Regions from separate parts of the Homo sapiens genome. Here region 2 is linked to region 1. Evidence: read pairs that join two places in POLR2A ChIA-PET (ENCODE). Cell type or tissue: PC-3. All regions are shown on one strand. Each heading gives the region's core, and the rest is flanking DNA. Links, peaks and the distances in the headings are about the cores only.

What was found. Peaks named below come from ENCODE experiments on the same cell type or tissue, not always from the same donor. Only the 100,000 strongest peaks of a DNase experiment are listed, where the experiment ranks them.
Region 2: POLR2A ChIA-PET joins it to region 1 with 5 read pairs; 2 of 35 experiments call an interaction of 5 or more read pairs at or near these places.

Annotation. Positions count from the first base shown.
Region 1 is chr11:102,099,958-102,104,932 of GRCh38, forward strand. No RefSeq gene overlaps it. Among named protein-coding and RNA genes, the nearest start is that of YAP1, 8.0 kb to the right of the region's middle. In PC-3, for the core only: no CTCF peak of the experiment used is centred there; no DNase peak of the experiment used is centred there.
Region 2 is chr11:102,528,064-102,533,038 of GRCh38, forward strand. It overlaps MMP7 (matrix metallopeptidase 7), which reads right to left and starts at 2,684. Exons shown (of 6, transcript NM_002423.5): 1 at 2,530-2,684. The coding sequence starts at 2,637. In PC-3, for the core only: no CTCF peak of the experiment used is centred there; a DNase peak (open chromatin) is centred at 2,638; H3K4me3 peaks cover 405 bases.

The sequences.
Region 1 (4,975 bases), core at 759-4,758:
TAATGACTACATTCAAGTATATGAAGGGTTATTAGACAGAAATGGTATCCAGCTGTTCTCCACTTATTAGACAAAATACTAGGAACTTAGGTTAAAGAGGAAATAAGTGGGTATTAGAAGGCACTTCCAGAGAGTTGAGAGTTGATATATTAAATTCTCAACAGAAATTTAGTGTTTTTTTTGAGATGGAGTCTTCTTTCTCTGTCACCCTGGCTGGAGTGCAGTGGCATGATCTCAGCTCACTGCAACCTCCACTTCCCGAGTTCAAGCGATTCTTCTGCCCCAGCCTCCTGAGTAGCTGGGATTACAGGTGCCCACCAGCACACCCGGCTAATTTTTGTATTTTTAGTAGAGACAGAGTTTCACCATGTTGGCCAGGCTGGTCTCGAACTACTGACCTCACGTGATCCACCCTCGGCCTCCCAAGGTGCTGGGATTACAGGCGTGAGCCACTGCGCCAGCCTAGTGGTTTCTACTTAATAGTTTTTTTGTTTTGCTTTTTTGATACAGGGCCTCTCTCTGTTGCCCAGGCTGGAGTGCAGTGGCATGATCTCAGCTCACTGCAACCTCTGTCCCCTGGGTTCAAGTGATCCTCCCACCTCAGCCTCCCGAGTAGTTGAGACCACAGGCATGCCCCACCATGCTTGGCCAATTTTTATATTTTTTTGTAGAGATGGGGTTTTGCCATGTAGCTCAGGCTGGTCTCGAACCCCTGAGCTCAAGAGATCCACCAGCCCCAGCCTCCCAAAGTGCTGAGATTACAGGCCTGAGCCACCGCGTCGGCCTACTTAATGGTTTTTAAAATGTATTTGTGCAGCCGGCGCGGTGGCTTATGTCTGTAATCCCAGCACTTTGGGAGGCCCAGGCAGGCAGATCACAAGGTCAGGAGTTTGAGACCAGCCTGGCCAGCATAGTGAAACCCTGTCTCTACTAAAAATACAAAAATTAGCCGGGAATGGTGGCACGCACCTGTAGTCCCAGCTACTCGGGAGGCTGAGGCAGGATAATCGCTTGAACCTGGGAGACAGAGGTTGTGATGAGCCGAGATCACACCACTGCACTCCAGCCTGGGCAACAGAGTGAGACTACGTCTAAAAAAAAAAAAAAATTATGCTACGTTATGTTGAAGATACGTGTATGACAAAGCAAGCAAGTCACAAGAATGTTAAAACATATAAACATGGCTCGGTGCAGTGGCTCACGCCTGTAATGCCAGCACTCTGGGAGGCTGAGGCAGGTGGATCACTTGAGGTCAGGAGTTCAAGACCAGCCTGGCCAACATGGTGAAACCTCATCTCTACAAAATTAGAAAAATTAGTCAGGCATGATGGCACATGCCTGTAGTCCCAGCTACTCAGAAGGCTGAGGCAGAAGACTCGCTTGAACCCAGGAGGTGGAGGTTGCAGTGAGCCAAGATCACACCACTGCACTCCAGCCTGGGTGACAGACTCCACATCAAAAAAAAAAAAAAATTACAAACAAATTGGAATCACTGCTTAAGAGATTAATTGTCAGCTTTCAGGTAGGAGTCAAGACATCAGTTCGTAAGATCCTTTACAACATGAATATGTTACAAGTGAGATAGATATTTTCAGTTATCAATTAAATACATATACGCTAGATATAGATATTTGCGGGGAAAATGAGATTAAAGGATTTGTCTATAAAATGAAGACATTTACTTTGATGCATAATGTTTACAAAGGATGATATTTAATATTAATAGAACAAAAACAGAATGTAGAAGATAATATAGAGCAGTGGATCTCAAACGCCAGCATGCACCAGAAACACCTAGAGGACTGGTTAAAACCCAGATTGTGCCGGGCGCAGTGGCTCATGCCTGTTATCCCAGCACTTTGGGAGGCCGAGGTGGGTGGATCACCTGAGGTCAGGAGTTCAAGACCAGCCTGACAAATATGGAGAAACTCCATCTCTACTGAAAATACAAAATTAGCTTGGTGTGGTGGCACATGCCTATAATCCCAGCTACTCGGGAGGCTGAGGCAGGAGAATGGCTTGAACCCAGGAGGTGGAGGTGGCGGTAAGCCGAGATTGCGCCATTGCACTCCAGCCTGGGCAACAAAATTGAAACTTCATCTCAAAAAATAAATGAATAAATAAAAATGAACCCCCCCAAAAAAAAAACAGATTACTGTGTGCACCTCCAGAGTCCCTGATTTTGTTGGTCTGGGTTATGGCCAGAGATTTTACATTTCTAACAAGTTAGTGATGCTGATGCTGCTGGTTTAGGGACCACATTGTGAGAACCACTGACAGATAATCATATATATAGTATATTTAGAAGACATCTTTCCATTTTTAGTATAATTTAGTAAAGTATAGTAAATAATGAGATCTAGTAGCCTTTATTTTCAAGCCGGGATGTGGAAAAGTATAAGCCGGAATTTGATAACTGGTATTGTATATAGCATTTGAGAGGCTATTTAGGGGGCCTATTTGGTGCATGCCACACCTAGCTCTGCCCTAAGCCTGAAGCGCCTCATACTGCAAAATTCTTCACACCCGGCTATTCGGCCCAACTTTAATTTCTCTCATAAGGATAATTTCAGCTAGATTTTAGAAGAAAAACAAATATAATTGAAAATTAATTTTTACTGTAGCACATATGACTTTATATTTTAAAAAAAGAAGCTGATTAACCAAAATGCATCTATAGTTGGAAGAATATAAAAATGACATATATATTTGAAAGGAGTAAGCCTTTCTGGAATAGGCGTGACATCTCCAACATACCAAACAAACAAGCAAAAAGTATTGAACAAATTAGCTCAATATACAAAGCAGTGTCAGAGAAGCCAATTAAATGTTGGCTTTTTTTTTCTTTTTTTTTTTTTTTTTTGAGACAGAGTCTCGCCCTGTCACCCAGGCTGGAGTACAGTGGCACAATCTTGGCTCACTGCAACCTCCGTCTCCCGGGTTCAAGCAATTCTCCTGCCCCAGCCTTCCGAGTAGCTGGGATTACAAGTGCGCGCCACGACACCCAGCTAATTTTTTGTATCTTTAGTAAAGGTGCGGTTTCACCATGTTGACCAGGTTGGTCTCAAACTGGCCTCGTGATCCGCCTGCCTCTGCCTCCCAAAGTGCTGGGATTACAGGCGTAAGCCATCGCGCCCGGCCAACTGTTACTTTTATTCCATCAAAAACATTTGAGCGTACAAGACAAATGCATTAGCATTTAGTCAGTGTTGTGATGTCTTGGAGATATATGGTATAGAAACATCTGTCTGGTCTGTGGAGGCTGAATTTTCAAAATTAGAGTCATGGCAGCAAGTTAGTTGTTTGAGATTCAACCGTATCTTCACTTTTGGGCTCCAACATCTCTCTCCTTACCTCTCTCCCCTCCCTCTTTTGAACATTTCTTGAACACCTATTATTTGTTGAGCATTGCTGTCATGAGGATATAAAGATGGGAGATACTGTTGCAGAAGCACTCAGAGGAGTGCTGTGACACAAACATGCATAAAAACTATTACAACAAACTATGGTTAATGCCATGATGGAGGCAATAGCTAGATTCTTTGAGAGCCCAGAGGTGAAGCCCCTTGCCTACTCTGGGGTGGGGACCGATGAGCAGGGGAGAACCATGAGGGCTCTCTGTTAGAGGTTAAGTCTTGAAGGTTGAGTTTCAGGGGAAACTATGTGAAAAGGAGGCAAGTGAGTTCCAAGCAGCAGTAAAAACATCTGCAGTGGTAAAAGGATGAGAGGAAAAATGGCTCACTCAAGAAACCACAAGTGGTTCAATATGTCTGGAAACAAAGCAGACATAGATGAGGAGTGGCAAAAGATAGGTTGAGGAGAGCAGCAAGGACCAGAATGGTTAAAAGCCTCATATGCCATTCTAAGGGGGCTGAATTTGTCCTGAATGGTATCACACCTTGATCAGACTTGCATGTTGGCAAGCTCACTCTGACATCAGAATAGAAGTCTGATGGAGCCAGGTACAACTAGAAGCAGGATGCCGGAAGCAGTAGCTCACGTCTGTAATCCCAGCACTTTGGGAGGCCGAGGCGGGTGGATCACCTAAGGCCAGGAGTTGGAGACCAGCCTAACCAACATGGTGAAACCCCGTCTCTACAAAAAATACAAAAATTAGCCGGGTGTAGTGGTATGCGCCTATAGTCTCAGCTATTTGGGAGGCTGAGGCAGAAGAATCGCTTCAACCTGGGAGGCGGAGGTTGCAATGAGCCGAGATCACGCTACTGCACTCCAGCCTGGGTGACAGAGCGACCATCTGTCTCAAAAACAAAAAAAAAAACAAAACAAACAAACAAACAAAAAAAAGCTAGAAGCAGGAACATGATTTTGGTGGTACTGCAAAAACAAACAAACAAAAAGATAAGAAGTGAAGTATTATAGACGTGAAAATGGGCATGTGGTTGGGTGGTAGACTTTCAGATATCTGAAAGAAAATTAACACAAATGAGTAGTAAGTAAGTTGTAAGTGATGGTGAGAAGGTGATTAAGGGGACACCCAGTTTTCTGGCTTAAACAAGCATGTGGACCATGATGCCATTAACTGAGCTGGTGAATCAGAAGAAGGATGTGGCTTGCGAGGTTGTGTACATGGCTGGTGATGGAGGAGGGTAGAGGTAAAGAGTTCACTTTTAATTAATTAATTAATTAATTAATTAATTTCTTGAGACAGAGTCTCACCTGTCGCCCAGGCTGGAGTGCAGTGGTGTGATGTCAGCTCACTGCAACCTCCTCCTCCCATGTTCAAGTGATTCTCAGTGCCTCAGCTTCCCAAGTAGCTGGGACCACAGGCGTGTGCCACCATGCCCGGCTAATTTTTGTATTTTTAGTAGAGACAGGGTTTCACTCTGTGGGCCAGGCGGGTCTCGAACTCCCGACCTCAAGTGATCTGCCTGCCTTGGACTCCCAAAGTGTTGGGATTACAGGCGTGAGCCACCACACCTGGCCAAGAATTCACTTTTAGATGTGTTGAGTCAGA
Region 2 (4,975 bases), core at 564-4,563, 430 kb after region 1:
TGGTTCCTGTGAATTCAAATAATGATTTGAAGACAGAATAATTACATAGTCACAGAGAAAAATAAGTGTGCATTAGTGAGGAGAAAATTTAATATTGCTAATGAAGCACTGGCGTGCCATTTCGTGAGCAAAAGAAAAGAATCCCTCAATTTTTAAAAAATCCATTTAAATGTTTTGGGGAGAATTACACTGTACACTTTATAAAGCCTAGAAGTGTGTAAGAGCAATCAGGAAGCATGTACCAGTCTGTCCTCAGGGGTACGACTGGGACATTCTCTGTGTTATCATAGACCCTGTGGGGGAGATCTGAGGTCAACCAGCCCTATCTAAAGTCCAGCTGAGATGCGGTTCCAGCTAAAAGTTAAAGGGTCTTAAAATTTTAGCTCTGGGAAAAGATATTAGGAAATTATTAAATAGTTCAATTTAATAATCCGGTGAAGGAACCAAAGCTTATAGCAACTAAATGATTTATGTGCCCAGGTTCACACCTTAAATTAGTAGCAGAACTGGACTTGACTTTCCTGACTCCTAGGTCCTCTTTTCCCTCTTTCTGCTCATTCCATTCCCAGCCCTTCTTTCTGCTGTTAAATCTCTAGTCAAACCCACTTTGGGAGATTGCAGTATACAGTAGGACTCCCAGGTTTATTCCATGCAAGGTTGGATTCCTGGGAATTTCTCTAAAGTTTCTCAGTATCTGAATATGAGGATAGGAATCCAGCAGCACAAATACAACAACAACAAAAGTGAATGAACTAACAACAATAGCAACCTCACAGGAACATTTTTAAGCACTTACTAGAGCCAGGCACTTACATATTTATTTTATGTAAACCTCATAACCACTCTATGAAACAAGTATGGCATTGTTATCCCTATTTTATACATGAAGAAACACAGCTCAGAGAAGTGAAATAAATTGCACAAGATCACCTTGTGAGTAACTGAAGGAACCAGTATTTGAACTCAAGTGTTCTGACTTCTATACATTAGAAACATGTGTAGGGTTATATGATGCCTGATAATATTGTTGTTAAAATGATTTAAACATTGGCTCACTAATTTGCAGTTTATTTGGAGTAGATGGTAATGGTTACCTGTCTTAGGACCGCCCAGGAATATGCAATTTATGTAAGAAATCTTATTAATATTGTGTCTTTTTTTCCTGTTACCAACAATTGTCTCATTAAATACAACAAATACTTATTGTTCATCCATGACAATTGATAACTGATCCTTTATTTAAAAACAAATAACCCATTTAATCCCTTCTAGAGCTACAGACTTTACCAAGACACCCTCTGGAAGAAATCTCTCTGCTTTGTTGAGATGACTTTTCCTGTTTTTTTGTTAAACCTAGCTAACATCCCTCCAAGTGAAGACTAAGTTTCTGCCAACCTTCACTCTAAGTAAAGAAACTAAACGCAGAGTACTCTTTCTGGAGAATTCATTAGGTGGAACCATATAAAACTACTGTTTTGGAGATTTTAAAAGTTAAATACTAGTAACTTTATGTGGTTCAATCTAACTTATTATAACTGGAACTTTTTAAAAGTCTAAGTTAATGTGAATTAAAAATTGACTTTTCTTATGCTTAAGGCCTAAATTTACAAATAATAGTTATAAGTAATCATCCCATTAGTTAACCAAATAATAATTAGTAGACTGCTTATATTTATTAGACTGCTTATTAAGAAGCATATTGCAAGGAACATGATTTTTGAACCAGAAGCACTTGTCCTTGATTTCTATCTCTACCACTAATAAGTACACTAATCAGTTTAACTTTGGTTTCCTCTTTTTATAGAACTAAGGATTAAATGACACAATGTCTATATAAGTACTTTATAATCTACAATTGTTACATACATGCTAGTTGGTTTTGTTATCACCTCATTTACTTACTAGAATACCCCATGAGGTATAAAACACATAATATTATTTTTTCTACTGGACACATGAGAAAACAAAGTCAGATGTTAATGCCTTGTCTATTGTCATTGACTTGTTGGAGAGTTGTAATTTCTACCCATGTTTTCTGACTTCAGATATCTCCATTACAAACAGTATTGTAAATACACAAACAGTATATTTACAGGTTGTATCTTAAGAGGCAATATTCTGTATACTATAGAAAAAGAATCTCAAGTTATAATAAATAAAAATAAGAACTTAATTTAAACAATGTTTCAGGTATTGTGTTGAATGCTTCACAACACCCTCATTTGGTTGATACCATTCTTATCTCCAACTTCCAAATTGGAAACCTGAAGCTTAGAGAAGTTTGATGACCTTCCTGAGTCTATCTACATAGTGAGTGGAGGGTTGGAACTCAAGCCCGATTTGAGCAGATTCTGAAACCTGCTTTTAATGGCTACTTGATGAAAACATATATTGCTTTTATAATCCGAAGAACCACCCCAAAGAAAATTCCACTGCAATGCTAACATGGGAAGGGAAATAATTGAAAAACACATTTCTTAATGCAGATGGCAAAAGAATGGAACCCTAAGTAAGTGGGCTGTGACATACCTGAGCCTGTTCCCACTGTAGCTCACTCATGCCTCCCGCCTCCTGAGGCAGCGGCAGGGCCAGGCTGCCAGGCAGCAGGCACACAGCACACAGCACGGTGAGTCGCATAGCTGCCGTCCAGAGACAATTGTTCTTGGACCTATGGTTGATTTGGTGTTTTCTGCTAGTGACTGCAGAAATTTATATAGCTTCTCAGCCTCGAATGTGGAAATAGGTGACTCATTTGAGTGTTTTCTTTCTTTTTAGAGTCTACAGAACTTTGAAAGTATGTGTTATTTTTCATTAACTAAAACGAGGAAGTATTACATCGTTATTGGCAGGAAGCACACAATGTATTTGTCTTTCAAAGGATTTTTTTTTCTGTCTGCTGCATAAATTGACTCCATGAGAAACCTCATTTTTTTGCCAAAGTCAAATGACTGCTCTCATAGGTATCATTCAGGACATTATGGTACCATATATTCTTAAAGAATAATATATATTCTTAAATATATATTCTTATTATATGGTACCATGTATTCTTAAATACATGGTACCATATATTCTTAACAATTAAAAGGTTTGGAAAAGTGCACAAAACATGTAAATAATGAAATAATAATTAAGCAAATACTGTAACCGTCACCAAAGTCAAGAAATAGAACATCACCAAAATCCTGTGGTTCTCCATACAGGGGAAAGATGGCAGGAGGCAGATGGAAATGCTGCTGTGTGGCTGGATTAGTGGCCACTCTATATACAACTGTGCTGTGTCCCCTCACCTTCCACGTCCCTTAGCAGAGCAGTGATAATTCCCTTCTTTGGGTCTCCTTTTAATCAGTTTATGTCTTTTCTTAATGGGGAACACTGCCTCTAATTCTTCTTGAATTAAACACAAAAAAATACCAAGCCAACAAAAATCTACAAGCACGGGTTTAACTCTTCATCTGGCTTACTTATTCTGCTTCTCATTTTATAGTAACAGATTCTTCCAAGGCTAGACCTTCAACTTGGAGATCCAATTTTTTTCTTCCAATCACTCTGACTCTGGCTGCTGCCCAGCTACAGGTAGGGCTGCATTGGTCCTTAGTACACAAAATGGTTATTCTACGTATAGCAGTAAGAATCCATTACCTACAGATTCTAGCCCAATGACTCCATTCTTACCAAAAATGAAAGTGAGGCCAAGATGATAATTTAACTTATTATACTTCTCCCAGCTCACACAGATAGTAGCTCAGTGCTTTTTCTATCCCACTGCACTGCCTATTCATTTTGTAATAGGTCTGTCTCTTTTATTATATTATACATTACTTGGGAGAACACCATGGCTTTTGACTCTAATACATCATGGGAAACACTCCAAATATGCTGGAGCTAAAAAATTTAATTAATCACATATCACTTCAATTACATGGTAATTGAGCACTGTGAGCCAGCAAAGGTAAAATTTTCAGATCAGTTAATTAAATTTGCTCTCTTTACAGAGATGTCTTGATTCTGTACGGTCACAGTTTAACTAGAGTAATTGGTATCCTTAGTCAGAGTTTGACATGTGATAAGGTGCACCATAAATATTTGTAGAATAATGAATATTTATGAACTTTACTTGAATAAGCTAAAAATGGAATTATATCACGTTTTTGGTAATATTTGCATTGAATTAAAATCAAAAGGCATTTCCTCAAGTGAATGAGCACACAAGCCACAAATTGGGTGAAAATGAATGCAAAGACACATCCATGGCCAGGCGCGGTGGCTCACGCCTGTAATCCTAGGACTTTGGAAAGCTGAGGCCAGTGGATTGCCTGAGGTCAGGAGTTTGAGACAAGCCTGGGAAACATGGCAAAACCCTGTTTCTAATAAAAATACAACAATTAGCCAAACATGGTGATGCGTGCCTGTAGTCCTAGCTACTCAGGAGGCTGAGGCACGAGAACTGCTTGAACCTCAGAGGCAGAGGTTGCAGTGAGCTGAGATCACTCCACTGCACTCCAGCCTGGGTGACAGAGGGAGACTCTCTCTCTCTCTCAAAAAAAAAAAAAAAAAAAAAAAGACATATCCAATAAAGGACTGTTATCCAAAATATACAAGTATCTTTTAAAACTCAACAATAAAAACACAAACAATCTGATTTTAAAGATGGGCCAAAAACCTTAACAGTCATCTTACCAAAAAAGATATACAGATAGTGAATAAGCATATGAAAATATTCTTCACATCATATGTCATTGGGGAAATGCAAATCAAAACAGTAATGAGATACCACTACTTACCAATTAGAAAGGCCAAAATCCAGAACGCTGACAGTGGCAATTGCAGGATGTTTTAGTGGAAATGAAAAATGGTACAGCCACCTTGGAAGACAGTTTGATGGTTTCTTTCAAAATGAAACATACTTTTACAATATGATTCAGCAATGGTGCTCCTTGGTGTTTACCTAAAGGAGATAAAAATAAATGTTTAC